Regions from separate parts of the Homo sapiens genome. Here all the other regions are linked to region 2. The links are chromatin loops, found by intact Hi-C in ENCODE. Cell type or tissue: sigmoid colon. All regions are shown on one strand. Each heading gives the region's core, and the rest is flanking DNA. Links, peaks and the distances in the headings are about the cores only.

Region 1 (6,176 bases), core at 743-5,742, 340 kb before region 2:
GGACAGGCCAACTAAGCCCTGGAAGCTTTGCTGGAGCCACTGCTGCTGCTATGTGTGGGCTCCATGACACTGCCCCCTTCCAGCTGTTGCATTTGGTTTTGAGTTCATGTATCCCTATTTGTGGTTCCGGGTTGCCGGCCTCTCCAGTGCCTAGTGTAGGGTGTATGGGAAGTTACAACAACAACAACAACAAGACAAGTAACTCAACTTAGGTGTCATTATCAAAGTCCTAAGGTTCTTAGCCAGTGCATCTTCTTCATTCCGTCTTTCAGAGCGCTTTATGCTTGTCTGTTAAATTATTTCTAGGGCATTTAGTTGTATTATGAGGGGAAGAGTAGGGAAAAGTGAACCTGTACTATCTTGTTCCATAACTATAGGACGGTTTCTTTTAAAGCTAAAAATAGACTTACCATAGATCCAGAAATTGCACTTATAGGCCTTTATTCCACAGAAATAAAACATATGTTCATGTAAAAGCTTCTACAGAAAATTTCACAGCAACTTTATTCATAATGGCCCCACACTGGAAACTATACCAATGTCCTTCAATGGGTGAATGATTAAACAAACCCTGGAACATCCATAATGTGGAATATGTCAGCAATAAAAAGGAGAAATTATTGCTGCACACAGCAACCAAAATGAACATCAAGGGAATGATGCTTACTAGAAGAATAAGCCAACACCAAAATGTTACATGCTGTATGATTCCCTTTATATAACATTTTTGAAATTTAAAAAATTCTAGAGATGGAGATCAGTTAGAGGTTGCAGGGGGTTAGGGACTGGCTAGTGTGGTCCTAGAGGGAGGCAGAGGGACCCTTGAAGTGACGGGACAGTTCTGTAGCTTGACTATGGTGGTGGTTACTCAAAACCGCATATGTGATAAAATTGCATAACTGGTGAAATCTACATAAGCTCTGTGGATTGCACCTATGTCAATTTCCAGCTTGTCATATTGTACTTTAGTGATGCAAGATGTGATGATTGGGGGAGGCTGGGTGAAGGGTACATAGGACCTCCTTAAACAGTTCCTTGCCACTCTCTGTGGATCTAAGTTATTTCACAGTAAAAAAAAAAATTTAAAAAGCCAAAACAAAACAATATTGCTAATTTCCAACCACAAAATATTCCTTTTAAACTACCCCTGGCCCCATCTTCTCTCTCTGTCTCTGTTTCTCCATCTCTCTCTTTTCAGGCCACTGTGAAGACCTATTTGCACCAACCTGGAACTTTCATTTTTACCTTTTTTTTTGAGACGGAGTCTTGCTTTGTCACCCAAGCTGGAGTGCAGTGGTGCCATCTTGGCTCACTGCAACCTCTACCTCCCAGGTTCAAGTGATTCTCCTGCCTCAGCCTCCTGAGTAGCTGGGATTACAGGCACACACCGCTAAGCCTGGCTAATTTTTGTATTTTAGTAGAGATGGGGTTTTACCATGTTGGCCAGACTGGTCTAGAACTCCTGACCTCAGGTGATCGGACTCCCAAATTGCTGGGATTACAAGAGTGAGCCACTAAGCCTGGCCCAACCTGGATCTTTCTATCTGAGGTTCTGGGAGGGCTGGCAGAAAGTGGAAAAGGGGATAACTTTTTAGTGCCTGATTTGGTGGTATTTCATGTGAACTACCTTAATCATGGAGCCGATTCTCTAATCCTTCTGTTTATCAGTGGCCCCTGCCCCATCCTTTGGGAAACGTTCCAGGATGTTTGGCACTTAACACTGGGTACAAACTCCCCACCCAACAGCAGCCGTTCCTGGTGCCTTCAAACAAAAGGACATGGAATGGGGTAATATTATTTGGATAATTTTCAAAAATGCCCTACAAACGATAAGTGGATCAACAGATAGATTCCAAGCATCATGGGTATCCCTTTGGGTTGGCAATTGCAGCTGCGCATTAACCAGGTCCTTGGGATGATGGTTGAATGTGAGTTGTATCCTGGGCAGATAGACTCACAGATGTGCACACAAATGCACACACACAGGACACACATATGGACGCTTTGTGCTCCTCCAAGCTGGGCATTTTACAGTCAATTCATGGATCAGTCAATACATTTGGAAACTTAGTAGGTTATTAGAGTTTCAGAAAAAGTCTCAAGTTCAAATAAAATGTGTGTATGTGTTTGTGTGTGCATCTACTCACAGTCTTATCCACCCAAATCTCAGGTGCAGCAGTGGTGCCAACATCATGACTTTATGTACATAAACTTGGCCAGGGAAGGAAGGGACCTTAATGTGCAAATGTCCCACGTGCCATCGGTCAAGCCCACCACCTTCACCTTTCAAGTTTCTTATTAGAACTCTAGACTACACGCCTGACAGGCTGTCAGGTTGAGTTTCCTCTTCTGTATGACATGGGACAAGCAAAGTGGGGAGAACATCTTCTACAGGGTGAAATGTCTTCATCCTGTCTTCCTCACCCCCTTTGCCACTTAATGATTAGCTTTAATCTAACTAGAACCTTTTGGGGTTTCTGTAATGGGAGGCAGAGGTGCAGTAAGAAATCCCCTTTACTACCCAGTGAAATACAGGGGCGTCTCCAAGGGAAGCCCGTCTCACCTGCTTCCTGTCTCCCGCCGAGAACCTGCTCCAGCACAGCCTCCCAGTCTCTGCCCCAAAGGTGAGGGTGGGCCCTGTGGGAAAGAGACAGGGGACAGATGGAGGGGCAAGAGGGCAGGGGTCCCAACCTGCACAGAGGAGCAAACCTGCACCAGATTGAAACGTAAGCTGAATGTAATTACTTGGTTAATTAAATACTGACTTTTAACTCAAAAAGTGATTAAAACAAGCTGCAGAAAGACTGTCCAGAAGCGGGGCAGGGAATGAATCAAAGCTTTCAAGAAGAGGGAGGAGGAAGAGAGGGTTGTCACAGGCAGGTCTGGCTTGCTCTTCCTACTGTGTACTGGGCCTACTGCATGCAGGGGGTGTGGTCTTTGGTCTCTGAGCAGGTGAGGAATTTTGGACTGAGGCCAACATGCAAAGTAGGATTTCAGACTTCTTATATCTTTCCACTTCAGACCCCATCTCTTTTCCCAGTTGTCTGAGAGTACCAGGAGCTGCTGGTGCCTAGGAACCGGGTCCTGTTCATCCACGTTTCCTTGGAACAGAATGCAGTACCCGGCACGAGGAGGTGCTCCAGAAATGCTTGCAGAACAAATGAACAAATGACTACACAGTAGTATTATGCACATGTGTGTTCCGATGAGCACGTGTGCGCGTGTGTGTGTGTTCACTGTAGGCAGGAGCTGTGGGTCATGTGTTGTAGGCTGGTCTTAACTCACCAGCTCAGACACCCATGATGTCAGAGGATCTGTAAAACTCCCTGAGCCGTGTTTCCTCCCCATAATTCCCAGCAAACTCCCTGGTCCTCTGTATTCAAGGCCTCAGCCTGTTTTCCAGGTCCTTCTAGGCAGCTGGGGATGGCTGGCCCCATTCCAGAGCTCGGTGTCTGCCTGGGAGACTTAGGACCTTTAGAGCCTCAGATGTCCCCAGCCTGGGAAGTCACTCAGCCATGACTCAGCCGGGCCTGGATGGGGCTCAGCAGAATCCTCAGGACCCCCACGGCCTCCCAATGCTCCAGTCCCTGCCACCTCCACCCACAGCCTTTCTCCTCCCGTGTCCTTCGTCACCCATGACATCATCTTGTGCGATCATCCTGGCTGCACAATCAAGCCTTTCAAGCTCCTCACGCCACCCCAACTCTCTCCTTATTGTTGATTTAACCTCAAGGGGACCATTCTCTTGATGCTTCCACACCTCGCTTCTTCAGCCTGCAAATTCCTTGGCAGCCCTTTTGTGCAGAACACCCCCTGGTTCCATCTACCTTGCAAAGCTGGAGTTGCTGTTTTATTTCCTTGACTTATAGGCAACAACAAAAAAAAAAAAAAAGGAAAAAAATCACTCAGTGTGTATTTTTTAATCTCCATCAAGAGACTATAATACAACCTGTACCATTTTTGTCTGAGCACTTTCTGGCTGAGTTTGGGTTGTAGCAGATGGGATTTTATGAAGGTTGTAAAAGTCAAGCTCTCAGCATGTCAAACAAATCAGTGTGTGAAGGAGAAACATTAAAAGTAGGAAAAATGGCTGTGGCCTGGGATGCATTCGGAGGCTTTGGAAAATAAGCCCACAGACCTGGAGCACAGGTGGCCCCGAAATTTGGCTGAAAATTGCCTTTCAAGAGCAAAAGTTGCTGCAGTCACCCTCAAAGGATCATGATCTAAATTCTCTACTCCTGAGTGGGGACCGTGGTGCTCTGGGTTTAAAAATACAAATTCCAGCATCAACTATAACTATATAGTCTTATGGTTAATTCTGCTTGAGTTTTCACCTAGGCATAAGCTGTCTTGTATGTAGAACTGCAATCGCATTAGGAGAAAGGGATCTGTGTATGAGTCTTGAGAAATTATGGTAATAAAAAATGGCAGCATAACCACCATTAAGTCAGAAGAAAGATAATTACTTCTCATGCTGCCTCCCTGGGTGAACACACTGACACGGAGATGAATTCGCTTCAGCAAAACAGGACTAATCTCTGCAGCACGGTATCTATTCCATTACCCCCTGCTTAATTACATGTGATTGTAGCGTCTAATTTATACTGATACCCAATGCCCAATAGAGCACCTTCATGAAGAGTGGGTTAGTTGGGAGGTGGGAAATTTATAAACTGGTTTAATTGCAGTCATCTTTGAGCTGTTTTATGTGTGACCTCAGGGAGTGATGGTGGTTACTCTAAATTCTCACTAATGAAAGACAAGAGGGTTATGGCCAGTTAATATCACGGTTCTGAGAACACAGATAAAGGTGACAATTTGTCTGTTTGCTCTATAATTCACTAATAGTTATTTTCTGGATAAGTGGGCAGGGAAGATTGAACATGGGGATTTCACTGTGTGATGCAACAGAAGCATACAAGCAGCATTAGTATACACGTAAGTGAATATTAAAATGACTAAGGTGCCTCCAGGAAGCACAGCTATAGATCTCTATGGACAAGGTAAAGTACACGGATTTTTGGTGGACGAGAGTTTTCTTATTTATTATTATTATATGTATATATTTTGAGACAGAGTCTTGCCCTGTAGCCCAGGCTGGCATGCAGCAGCGTGATCATGGCTCGCTGCAGGCTTAACCTCCTGGGCTCAAGTGATCCTCTCACTTTAGCCTCCCGAGTAGCTGGGACTACAGACATGCACCACCACACCCAACTAATTTTGTATGTTTTGTAGAGACAGGGTCCCACTATGTTGTCCAGGCTGCTCTCAAACTCCTGGGCTCAAGTGATCTGCCCACCTCAGTCCCCCAAAGTGCTAAGATTACAGGTGTGAGCCAAGCACCTGGCCAAGAGTTTCCTAAAGGGGAAAGGCAGGATCCATCCTCCCATATGTGCAATTCCATTTAGGGCTCTTTTTGGGACAGCACACCTGGTTTTACAACTCCTTTCTAGAAAGTTCACTTATGAGCTGATTAATGGCAGTAATGATTTAGTGTAAGCAGAGCGCAGTAGCCCTAGGGCTGAGGTTCTAACCTGGGCTCTGTTCCCACTGGCTGGTAAATCCTTGGCTGACCTCCCCAGGCTTCCATTTCCGCATCTTGAGAGTAGTGATGATATCAGCGACACTGCAGGGACATTGTGTTGGATTGAGTGAGATGAAGGAGAGTATAAATGCACAGCACAGACCGGTTCTGAGCCTCCCATTTCAGAGCAGGAAGCCGGGCCTCCCCCTCGAGGATGCACTGAGAGAGGCCACTGTGAGATCTGGCAGAGGGTGTCTTGATGTCAGGTGATCAGAACACATGGCAGCCTTGGACATCTCTGATACGACTCCTGCTCATGGAGTCATTCATTTGACAGATGTTATTAAGTTAAGTACCAGATCATAGCAACCACAGGAGTTATAAAGAGGACATGTCACCTGCTTCAGGGGAACTTAGAGCCTAGGAGGTGAAACAGATGTAACAAGTGAACATGACAAAGTTTGCAGCAGGAGCTGCTGGTTGCTTACCTCTTCTTTGCTAATAAAAATGGGATCTGTTTGGGCAGCAACAGGTCCAGTTCAAGGGGAGAGAACAACCCTGTCAATCATGACAATCCCACAGGTGGGCACTTGAGCACTGCTGGCCAAGGAGCTGGAAGGGCCAGTCAGCTGGAGGCTTCTGGGAATATTTT
Region 2 (6,176 bases), core at 738-5,737:
ATTAAGAACATTAAAAACCCCATGTGGTTTTGAGACCTGTGTTAATATTACTCAGGAAAATATATTCTGAAAAAATAAAATATTACCATCAAAATAAAAAAAAAAACATATTACAAAGAATCCCATGTAGAATCCCCTTTGCCCAGCTTCCCCCAACAGCAGTTCCCTAACCTTTTTGGTACCAGGCACTGGTTTGGTAGAAGACAATTTTTCCACAGACCAGGGGGCAGGGGTAGGGATGGTTTGGGGATGAACTGTTCAACCTCAGATCAACAGGCATTACTTAGATTCTAATAAAGAGCATGAAACCTGGAGCTCTCACATGTGGAGTTCACAATAGGGTTCCCGCTCCTATAAGAATCTAATGCCGCTGCTGATCTGATGGCCACTCACCTCCTGCTGGGCGGCCCAGTTCCCAGCAGACCACGGATCAGTACTGGCCCGTGGCCCAGGGGCTGGGGACCCCTGCTCTGACTGACTAGGCCTGGGTCATGTGTCCTCCCATGGAACCAGAATTAGGATCAGCCTGAAAGTGGGGGACAAAAGATTCTCCAAGTGAAACTGGGCTACCGTCACCAGAAGACAGAGGAGAGACAGATGCTTAATGGGCACCAACCCCAGATCCGGAAGGACTCTGCCAGTGTGTTCAGGACAGGCTGCAGGTGAGAGGTCAGCTATTGTCACTGGCCAGTCAAGAAATGAACAAGGTGGGGGCAATTGTCCGTTAGGCCCAGAGGGAGCAGTGCTTAGGGCTCATGGCACTTGTAGGAGCCCACACAAATATTTTCATTTCTTTGAAAATCAGGGCCAGGTGCGGTGGCTCATGCCAATAATCCCAGCAGTTTGAGAGGCCAAGGCGAGCGGATCAGGAGTTTGAGACCAGCCTGACCAACATGGTGAAGCCCCATCTCTACTAAAAATACAAAAATTAGCCGGGCATGGTGGCGGGTGCCTGTAGTCCCAGCTATTTGGGAGGCTGAGACAAGAGAATCACTTGAATCCTGGAGGCGGAGGTTGTAGTGAGCCGAGGTGGCACCACTGCACTCCAGCCTGGGTGACAGAGCGAGCTTCCACCTAAAAAAAGGAAAAGAAAATCAGAAGAAAAAGTGACTATACTTTAGCCTGGATTATATTTGCTTTTATGCCAACATAGTCATAAAATATAAGTTTAATTTATTTCTTTTTAGGAAGAAGGGGCCCAGGAAGATGGACACAGTAGCCCTAGGTATTTGCTTGGATATGGTGGACAGAGAGAGGCAATTAGGAAGTTTCCCAAATTTGGATCCTGGCACCTAAAAGGATGGTTTGGTCATCTGAAGGGGGATGGGTGAAGAACTGAGTCTCAGCCAACTTAGTTGCAGGTGCTAAGGCGAGGATAGGATTATAGCCTTTGGGGTTTGGATCCTAGATCTGTGAGCACCAGAGTGACCTTGGGCAAGGCCCTTTACCTCCCTGAACCTCTTGTTCCCCATCCATACAATGGACAGAATAACTGGCATCTTTTCTGGATTGTCATGGGGATTACACGAAGCATCACATGTGCTTAGCAAAGGGTTCAGCATATAGACGGTGTCTAACAAATGGAGTCTGGGTATTAGATTTGGGAGACCTCAGAAGAGAATTTGATAAAGAGATTAGGACCAGAAATGAGATGACCTGAAGCTGTGAGCAAAGAGGGATTGTGCAAGAAAGCAGTTGAGGAGAGACAAGGAGGCAGAGGTCCCAGGACATGAGCCACTGAGGACCCTAGGAGGGAGACAGTTAGCACAGGTGGTAAGAAAGGAGGTGTATCCTGGCCTCAGGATCTTGAAAGCAAAGGGAATGATGGGCATCAGGAAGCTGGAGGTTATTACCAGGGTCTGAGTGGTGGAGAAAGGTTCTGGGGGAAAGAAAGATAAAATCGATATCTGTGCTTTTGTCTGAGCAGTTTCTAAGCCCCATCCTTTTCATTCATTCACTTGTTCATTCATCTATGCATTCTTTCAGCCAGCAAATATTTACTGGGCCTGGAGTGGTGGTTCATGCCTGTAATCCCAACACTTTGGGAGGCCAAGGTGGGTGTATCACTTGAGTCCAGCAGTTCAAGACCAGCCTGGCCAACATGGTGAAGCCCCATCTCTACTAAAAATACAAAAATTAGCCGGGCGTGGTGGCGGGTGCCTGTAGTCCTAGCTACTTGGGAGGCTGAGACAGCAGAATCACTTGAATCCTGTTGAACATGGCGAAATCTTGTCTCTACAAAAATTAGCTGGGCATGGTGGTATGTGCCTGTAGTCACAGCTATTTGGGAGGCCAAGGTGGGAGGATTACTTGAGCCTTCGACGTGGAGGTTGCCGTGAGCTGAGATAGCACCACTGCACTCCAGCCTGGGCGACAGAGTGAGACCCAGTCTCCAAAACAGACAAAAAAAAACCCACAAAACAAATAGTTACTGGGATCATTTCATTGTATGTTGGTCACAAGGTCACCACTTATGCAGTCTCTGCCACAGGGCCATCTGGAGCTCTCCTGGTTCCCACCTGTCCCAAGTCTGCTTCTCAGGCTTAGCTGATCATCTGAGCCTCCTTTCTGCATCCAGTAAACCCCATCGGCCTCAGTGAGCCAGATCCAGTTTCTGTTGCTGGAAACCAAAGAACCCGACTGGATAGCTCCCCCCCACACACAGTGCATGTGTTTTGTAGGGGAATGACTCCTACAGTCTACTTCAGGGTGGGCATGTCGCCTAAGCCAGGCCAATCAGAGCAGCCAACAGTCAGTGGGCCTCACTCTAGTTTACTGAGAGTCACTGGGATATTGCTGGAACTCTCACAAGGGAGAAAGTGTCTTTCCACTGGGCTTTGCTGAGCTGGTAGGATAGCAGACCAGAGTTGATGGGGGCCATCACCATCACTGTGAGGGAAGAGCTTTCCAGGGGATGAAGTCAACAGCAAAAATCACAGATGAGAAAGGGAGACAAATGCTTCATAGTATCACTAGAGCTCCTAGATCCAGCCTCTCCTGAAACCCCTAGACTTTCCCACTGCTGGGCCAATGATGTCCCATTTTGACTTAAGTCAGTGGAATTGGGCTTACATCCTTTGCAATCAAAACACGCTTCTGTTTAACACAGAGACTACAACACCCTGAAACAAATTGCAATCTCCGCATTTCTTCATGGACAAATGGTGTAACTAACTAAATGTGAGAACGCAGCGCACAGCAGTGCCTCCGTACCTGTCACTCACCTTTCAGTCCCCTAGGAGGACTCAGGCATGAGCTTGCCAGCCAGAAAAAAGGAAGGAAGCTGCAGGCTATTTCTCAAATTCACATTCCAAGGTGAACAACAGGAGCCTCACCTCCCCCTGCTCGCTAAACTCACACACATTCCCACATCAGCTTTTCATCACAGTATCGGGCCACCCAAAGTATTCCAAAATAGACCATCTAAATTCTAAGAAGACAAGCAAAGCCAGTGTTAATGAAATGTATAATGCCTGTTGTAGCTCACAGGTTAGTTTTACATCAAGTTTATGGGCCTGGAGCAGTACATTTATAATGTATGATGTGTGCATGTTTACTACATTGGCGCACCCACATATAATCAACGTGGACTAGAGATTTATGGCCATCTTTATAAGACTTGGAGTATAATTTCATTACTTTTAAATATTTACAGAGGCTGAAAGTTGTAACTTTCCTTTTATGGCGTAGTGTGGGATACTGTGGTCCTGTCTGTGATGTGTTTAATACTCAGTCCTCATTTAGAAAAACCCCGAGGACAGCCCTGGGCCTTTTGGGGACAAGCAGCTCTCTGAGGACCCCACAGGAGGCCCTGGGGAGGAGGAGGAGTTCTGAGCAGACATGAACCCCAGTGGGTGGGCGGGCAGGTCTGTCTCAGGGCTCAGAGGAGACCCTTCCCTGTGACCCAGAAGCTCAGAGGAGACTCCTGGGAAGAGGCAGGACTGGGCTGAGCCTGGAAGGGCAAGTGGGGCCTTAGGAAGGGAGCAGCTGGGGGGCGGGGCTTCCCAAGAGAAACCACATGATGCTGTGGTCGACGTCCCCAAGCTCTAAGTCACTCAGGTTTCATGCTGTTGTGTCTCCATAAATCTTCCCCAGACAGAGTAGAGAAAGAAGGACAAAGCATAAATCCACAGAAGTTGGACGATCCTTATTTTGGGAGGGAGAGTCTAGGTCAATGTCTGGTTCTGGATGCATGGTTGTAAGCAGGAACTGTAGGGAGGCACTGGTGACATGGGTGGGATCAATACGCAGCTCTCTCCAAAGGATCTGAGTGAACCCATTGAAAAAGACCCCTCCCACATCCCAGTGGTTTCCACAGTGACGAAAGGAGACTAAAGGTTGTGTGTGTGTAAATTAGCAGCAGAGTCAGCTGCAAGTGACAATAAACCCATTATAAATGTGCCTTAGGGAAGACATAAAATGATTTGCCTCTGTGGTAAGCAAAGCCCAGAAGTAAGTAGCCAGGGCTGATGGAATAGCTTCACTTGGAAAAAGGATTCAGGCACAAACCAGTTATTCAGTCAAGCACAACGCATTACACACCTCATAATTCAATATGGCTGCTTGAGCTCCAGCCATCACACTCACATTCCACTTAGCAGTGGGGAGGGAGGTGCAGAAACATGTGTTCCTGTTCCCTGAAGACACTTTCTGGAAATTACACATGGCCCTTCTGTTCCTGTTCCATTGACAACACCTTAATTACACATTCACATATATAATCGCAAGGGAGGCTGAGAAATGTAGTCATTATTTTGGGTAGCTATGTGCCAGCTGAATTCTTTCTTCCTGAAAGAGGAAAGGGAGAACAAAATTGGAGGAAGTCAGCAGTCTCTTCCATTCTGTACATGAATGTTTGCACAGGTGAGGCCCCTAGGTGTATTGTGGGAATGTGTCCACACCTGTGTTGGAAGCATTGTTCACCATCAGTTATTAAGCATCCACTCAAGAAATTCTGCTGTGTAAGAAAATGCATGGATAATAAATGCATATGGGCCATGGATTCTATGGAAATAAATATATGTATACGAATAGATATGGGTATAAGTGTAATTGTGTATGCTCATGCTCACATATGTATTCCCTAATTTGCTTATTTATTCAGCTAGTATTTCCTGAGCCCCTACTATGTGTCTGGGACTGTTTCACACACTTGTGATTTAGCATGGTAACATGGCAGTCAAGGTCATTGATCTCATGAAATTTAGTCTATTGGAAGAGATGGACAAAACCCAAGTACATGAATAATCAAGTAAGATAATATCATCATGACATTTGTGTAATGAAGAAAATAAACAGTGTGGTGCTTTAGGGATCAATGGGGAGAACAGGGTGCACCCATGACGGACAGGAGGGTTGTGGAGGGTGTCCCTGAGGAGGTGACATTGAAGAAAACCCATCGGCCCAGGTACCGCCAGGCATTTGTTTCCAGCTCACTCCCCTTCTCAGAGCTCCAGGCGCTGAGCTCCAGATGCCACCAAAGTTTATTCTGCCCCAGGTCCACGTGGCCCAAGGGAAGCTCCTGTTTCTCTTGCACAACCTGCCCCTCCCTCCCTCAGGCTGCCTCATGCAGCCCGTGGATGCACTATGTACTGAATGCTGGAGGGGCTGGGTAAGGAGCAGTCCAGGCAGAGAAAGCAGCAGTGCAAAGTCCCTGGGGCAGGAAAGACAATCCTCTAGTGGAGGATAGAAAGGAGGCCAGGGCACAGCCAGCCCCAGGTGACCCTGAAATGAAGGAGCCAGGTGAGCCCCAACACCACCCTGCTGACCTCCCACTGGGACTCCCCACTGGGGGGACACATCAAGAATCAGAAGCAAGGGAGCCTTGTGGTGTGGGCCACCTGGTCAGCCTGCAGGTCACAGAGAAGGGGAAGGTGGGGAGAGGACCCGGAGGACAAAGGGCAGTCATGTGGCACAGGCTGGGGCCAAGGCCGGGGCGCTGGCATTCATTCTGAGTCAGGTGGGAAGCCGTGGGGGCAGCAGGCAGAGAGATGACAAGGCCTGACTTGCAGGTTTAAAGTGTCCTGTCTTTGCCATGGAGACAGTAAACTGCAGAGGCCCCGGGTGGAGGCATCTGCGGTGACCCAGGGAGAAGTGATGGGGGCTCTGCCTAAGTGTGGACAGGGCAGGTGTGCAGAGGCGGCCTGCCTTGGGTCAGAGTGGAAAAGCCACACTGA
Region 3 (6,176 bases), core at 542-5,541, 260 kb before region 2:
GGATCTTCCTTTAGTAGAACTTTTCCCAAAAACAGAAAAAAGGAGTCTTTCTGGCCACCTGTCAAAATCTAGACAAGTCAAGAAATAAGTGACATGCAAAGGACTAATATCCAGAATCTGCAAGAAACTCGAACAAATCAGCAAGAAAAAAACCAATAATCCCATCAAAAGCAGGCAAAAGATATGAATAGATATTTCTCAAAAGAAGATATACAAATGGCCAACAAACATATGAAAAGAGGTCCAACATCACTAATCATCAGGGAAATGCAAATTAAAATGACAGTGAGATACCATCTTACTCCTGCAAGAATGGCCATAATTAAAAAGTCAAAAAACAATGGATGTTGGCATGGATGTGGTGAAAAGGGAACACTTTTACACTGCCGGTGGGAATGTAAATTAGTACAGCCACTATGGAAAACAGTATGGAGATTCCTTAAAGAACTAAAAGTAGGACTACCATTTGATCCAGCAATCCCATTACTGGGTAACTACCCAAAGGAAAAGAAGTCTTTATATGAAAAAGACACATGCACACACATGTTTATAGCAGCACAATTTGCAATTGCAAAGATATGGAACCAACCTAAATGTCCATCAACCAAGGAATGGATAAAGAGAATGTGGTATACCATGGAATATTATGCAGTTATAAAAAAGAATGAGATCATGTCTTTTGCAGAGACATGGGCGGAGCTGGAAGCCATTATTGTCAGCAAACTAATGCAGGAACAGAAAACCAAATACCGCATGTTCTCACTTATAAGTGGGAGCTGAATGATGAGAACACACGAACACATGTGAAGGAACAACACACACTGGGTCCTGTCAGAGGGTGGGGAGTGGGAGGAGGGAGAACATCAGGAAGAATACCTTAGGGATATTGGGCTTCATACCTAGGGGTGCTCTGTGCAGCAAACCACCATGGCACACGTTTACCTATGTAACAAACCTACACACCTGCACCTGTACCCCTGAACTTAAAATAAAAGTTGGAAAAAAAAATAAAGTATGGATTTCATCTTAAAAAAATAAAATAAAATGTGGTATATATACACAATGGAATACTACTCAGCCATAAAAAGGAATAAAATGATGTCTTCTGCAGCAATTTGGATGGAGCTGGAGGCCATTATTCTAAGTGAAGTAACTCAGGAATGAAAAACCAAATATCATTATGTTCTCACTTATAAGTGGGAGCTAAACTGTGAGGATGCAAAGGCGTAGGAGTGATATAATAGACTTTGGGGACAAGGGGGGAAAGTTGGGAGGGGCTGAGCGTTAAAAGACTACATACCAGGTCCAGACGGGGTGGCTCACGCCTGTAATCCCAGGACTTTGGGAGGCGGAGGCGGGTAGATCACGAGGTCAGGAGTTTGAGACCAGCCTGGCCAACATGGTGAAACCCCGTCTCTACTAAAAATACAAAAATTAGCTGGGTGTGGTGGTGCACCCCTGTAATCCCAGCCACTTGGGAGGCTGAGGCAGGAGAATGGCTTGAACCCAGGAGGGGAGGTTGCAATGAGCCAAGATCGTGCCATGGTACTCTAGCTTGGGTAACAAAGCAAGACACTGTCTCAAAAAAAAGAAAACAAAAAACAACAACAAAAAACTACATACTGGGTACAGTGTACACTGCTTGGGTGATGGGTGCACCAAAATCTCAGAAATCACCACTAAATAACTAATTCATGTAACCCAAAACCACCTGTACCCCAAAAGCTATTGAAATAAAAATTTAAAAAATTAAATTTAATTTAAAAAATTTCTCAGAAAAGAATAAGTGTCATGGGAACATTTTAGAGGTTATGAAAGAAACACAAAGAGAAGTGTCTCTCTTCAGGGAACCCTCAAGATGTAGACAGAGACAAGATTTTAAAATGTACAAGAAGGACGTATGTGTGATGTCACGGTGCCAGATGAACATGCTAAAAATTCCAATTCCCTGAGTCTCCATCTACAGAAAAGTGCTTCCATTATAAATGATGCATTTTGCTGTGGTTATACCCGCGTCTTCTGAAAAGTATGTGTTTTAATTAAGTATTCTTCCTTCTCCTGTAGATGTTAGAATTCCCAGTCAGTCTAAGTTTTGATGGTCCAGGCATCATCTACCACCGCTCGAGCCGAAGAATAAGAAGTCCTCAATCAATTTTGGTTGACAACCTAGCGACGCTGGGAAGCCTGGGAAGACAGATCTCACTTTGGGCTGGGAGGGTTACAAAGAAGGGGCGTCTTCATTTTGTGAGGAATCGTAATGTTCCCTTGCACATGGGCTGTATTTTCTCAGAAGCTGACACTGTTTTCGGGCAGGAGGCCCATGCATGAAATATGACTCACACTTCGTATCACAGCTGAGAGTGACCGCAGTGTGAACCTAAGATCAGTTCTCAATTTGTACCTGGTCAGATGCAGCTGCTGGAAAATTCCCAGTCCCTAACAGTCTAAAACGATTCGTAAACTCAAATAGAGAGAAAAGTGGAATCATCCTTCAATATTACTATCTGGACTCCCCCCAGCTCCCCGCCACACACACAAAGCCTGCCAGGTCTCCACACTGCGTTCATCTGAGCAGAATTTACAAGCCCCACAAAGGAGAACTCAGGCCACGACAGCTACCGGGCAGGGGACACAGATGGGCCAGGCAGTTGGTATTGTACAGACCTTGGCAACAAGAGGGTGTACACTGACCAAAAATTAATGCATCACAACTAGATTATTAGAATAACCCATGTTCACTTCACGCTGAGCATGAGCCCACTCATTGCTCCTCAGTCACAGCTTCCCTCCCTCCACTCCCTCATCACAAACCTCTCTCTCTCCTTAAATCTCCTCCTCCCTGCCTGCTTTACCAGGGCTCCAAAGCTCCCTCTCCTCCCCTGGCTGGTACCCGATGTGCCTGCAGCCAGGGGCACAAGTGTGGGGACAAGGTGCAGATGCTTCAGCTGGTCATTCCCCTTCTCCCTCTCCAATACCTGGACCCCTTCTCTGCCTGGGGCTCCCTGTCCCAGAACTGGCCCCTGAGAACTGTATCTCCTGGGCTCCCTGCCCTCTGGCATTCAGTTGGGGTTCAGCAAAAGGGAGGCTCCCCTAAAGGTTAAGGACAGGAGGGGAAAGGTTGGGGTGCCTCTTCTTTACTCTCGCTGTGGTGTGACCGCAGCCCTGTGGGCAGCCCCTTCCCTGCAGGAGTTTCCCAGGGTTGCCCATGCACTCCCCTCCACCTGCCCCTCCAGCCCTGGGCTCTGGGCAGCTCCCTCACTTGCTGGTCCCCAGGTGCTCCCAGTTTCCTTAATTCTGCCCCAAACCCCTGCCTTGCATGCCTGTGTTTCCCACCGGGACTAGGTGCGAAAGAATCTGCTAGACCAGAGCCCAGGAAACAATCAGGAACCGAGTCGCTGACCCAAAGGAGGCTCAGCAGAGAGGAACCTAAGTCTGCAGCCCTGGGTGCTGCGACTCTTCCTACCACAGAAACCAGCAACGCCGCACATGGCCACCCACATCCCCAGTCCTGCGCCTGCGCCTCATTGGCCCTGTGCACACATCGCCACGGGGTGCCCCACACCACAACCTGCCCTGAGGCTTGGCTCCTGCAGCTGAACCAGGCTACAGAGCAGCAGGGAGGGGTGCAAGCTCTCCTTGGAACCCTGGCTCAGCCCCTTCCAAGCTGTGTGGCTGTAGGGAGGTTATTTGCCCTCTCTGGCCTCAGTCTCCTCCCCTGTAAAATGGGTGGCATGATGGACCTGCCTCGTGGGGTGGGAGGGGGCTTCAGTGATATGCTGCAGGCACAGTGTTCAGATCCAGGCCTGCACAGGACGGGCTCAGTAAACCCGAGCTCTGGGGATTTTCCTGTGCCTGGGATGCCCTGCCCAGCTTGCCTCCCGCAGCCCAGGCCTCTCTGTAGACTATGCACACTGCACAGGTTTCTACCCTTCCGTATTCAATCTGCCCTCTGTATCTGTGGGTGGGTTCCACACCCATGGATTCAACCAACTGCTGATCAAAAATGTTTGAAAAAAAATGTGCGTCTGTACTGAACATGCACAGACTGTTTTCCTTGTCACGATTCCCTAAGCAATACCGTATAACAACTATTTACATAGCAGTTACATTCTGTTAGGGGTTATAAGTAATCTAGAGATGATTTAAAGTGCATGGGAGGATGTGCGTAGGTTATATGCAAATACTAGGCCATTTTGTATTAGGGACTTGAGCATCTGTGAATTTTGGTATTTGCAGGAGGTCCTGGAAGCAGTCCCCTGTGGATGGCGAGGGATGACTGCATATACATTTTCCTCAAGTCCCCCTGCAGCCCTCTTCCCTGCCTTTAAGGAAATTCCATGTCTCCCAGGCAGTGTCCACACCTCTGCCTCACCACCACTCACCCCGGCCCTCCCACTGGGCTTCCCAGCCCTGCTCCCCAGAGCCTTTCCTGTGGAGCTCCCTGTGCTCCCCACAAGGACCCGCCCAGTCCCTCCTGGGTGTCTGCAGAGGGTGGCCCTGGGGCCTCTTTCCTCCTTGTCTCCTCTCCTTCCTCTCTCCACCTAGCCAGGCCTTCTCAGCAACTTTTGTCATCTCATCCTCCTGCAGGGGGCCTAAATGCGGGTGTCCCTCAGGTTCCGTGGAGTCTGCCTTCTCATTCGCTCTGTTCCCCCTCCTGGGGGTCTCAGCCACCCTTGGGCCACAGCCACACAGGGGACTCCTTAGCCACACCAGCCAACCGCTCTCCTGGCTTCAGACCTGCAGGTCCACATGGCTGTCCCACGGCACCTTCAACTCAGCCCAATAAATTCACCCCCAAACGTAGGCTCTTTGGGGGTCACCACCTCAGTGACTGGTGACCCCGTCCCTCCAGGCCCATCCAGAACCCTGGGCAGCTCTCCCATCCCCTGTCCCTTCCTCTCCCTCTCGTCTCAAACCCAAGTCCTACTGAGTTGACTGCTAAATGGCTCTTGGCTCTGTTCCATTCCTTCTTCCTCTGCTGTCACCCTCCTAGCTCAGCTGACCGTCCTCTCTCACCCACATGATGGCTTCACCCACCTCACAGACCACCCTGGCCCTGGGCAGCCCCTCCTCCCCATTCCCCATACCATGGACAGAGGGACCTTCTGGCCACATCACATCCCTGCTAACCTCACTGAGGTCTCCCACTGCATTTAAAGACACCCCCCGTGCCACAACATGGCTGGAAAGGCCCTGCACTGTCTGCTCCTCCAGCCCCAACCCCTGCCTTCTTCCCTCGTCATCCTCACCCCAACGCTGCTTAAACCCCACTGAACTTCATTCAGTTTCTTCACTCTGCTGCTCCATCTTGCCTCCAGGATTTTGCACGTGCAGTTCCCCTGCCTGGGACTCTTCCCTGCTCTTTTCATCTGCCTGAGTCCTCATCATCACAGCAGCACACCCTCCTGGAAGTCTGTCCTGGGTTTCCTGCTCCTACCTGCTCCCATAACACCTGAGCTGCCCAAACACACAGATAAGCCCTGTGGTGTCACTGCTGGGTGCTTTCTCATTTCCATGAGCAAAGGACGGTGACCCCCTGGCCCACTGCCCAGGACAGTGCTTGACACAGTGCGGTGGGAGGAGGTCTCAGCAAGTGTCTGCAGAGTGAATTAAAGAATTATTTTATCCTCTGGGCTCCTCAGCTGGATCACGAGCTCCTGGGGAAGTTACTGGGGGCAACACTCTCCGGGCTCCCCTCAACAGCTCACAGTTCGCAAACATTTGACTGAGTGACTGAGTCAGCTCAGGCCCTGCAGTCTCTGGCTGTTTCCTTCCAATCGTGGTGAAAGTCACCCTCGAAGGCAGCCCTGGGGAGGATAGAAGGCAGCGCCTTCCCGTCACTGAGCCCATGGCAATCAGAGCCCAATGTCACCAGCGACTCCTGTGAAATTAGCAGTGACTTCACGCGTTGAGGGCATGGGGCAAATGCCACCACCTGTCGGTATTTCCATCGGGTCTACACCCAAGAAAGGGGGAGATGCTGCCTTTCTGAAGTAGGTTGTGCCTGAGGCGGCCTCAGCAGAGAGGAAATGTGTAGGCGTCCACAGCCAGCCCAGCCTGCTCAGAATCGCACCCACACTGAAGTTCTGGAGTTGGTGGCAGTGATTCCTCCTCCAGCTTCCCAGAGCCTTGGAGTGCACTTAGGAGATCAGCGAGGCCTCTGTGCACTGATGGAA

The links. Peaks named below come from ENCODE experiments on the same cell type or tissue, not always from the same donor. Only the 100,000 strongest peaks of a DNase experiment are listed, where the experiment ranks them.
Region 1: it touches region 2 in a loop (2.3-fold over the local background); 1 of 110 quality-filtered maps calls a loop at or near these places.
Region 3: a loop joins it to region 2, with 3 times the contacts of the local background. A loop is called at or near these places in 1 of 110 quality-filtered maps.

The regions. Positions count from the first base shown.
Region 1 is chr20:48,257,034-48,263,209 of GRCh38, forward strand. No RefSeq gene overlaps it. Among named protein-coding and RNA genes, the nearest start is that of LINC00494, 100 kb to the right of the region's middle. RefSeq lists an enhancer at 3,052-3,552. In sigmoid colon, for the core only: no CTCF peak of the experiment used is centred there; a DNase peak (open chromatin) is centred at 3,469.
Region 2 is chr20:48,592,142-48,598,317 of GRCh38, forward strand. No RefSeq gene overlaps it. Among named protein-coding and RNA genes, the nearest start is that of PREX1, 230 kb to the right of the region's middle. In sigmoid colon, for the core only: no CTCF peak of the experiment used is centred there; no DNase peak of the experiment used is centred there; H3K27ac peaks cover 1,247 bases.
Region 3 is chr20:48,336,962-48,343,137 of GRCh38, forward strand. No RefSeq gene overlaps it. Among named protein-coding and RNA genes, the nearest start is that of LINC00494, 20 kb to the right of the region's middle. RefSeq lists enhancers at 2,455-2,504, 2,615-2,724, 3,035-3,124, 3,185-3,234. In sigmoid colon, for the core only: no CTCF peak of the experiment used is centred there; a DNase peak (open chromatin) is centred at 2,430; H3K4me3 peaks cover 669 bases.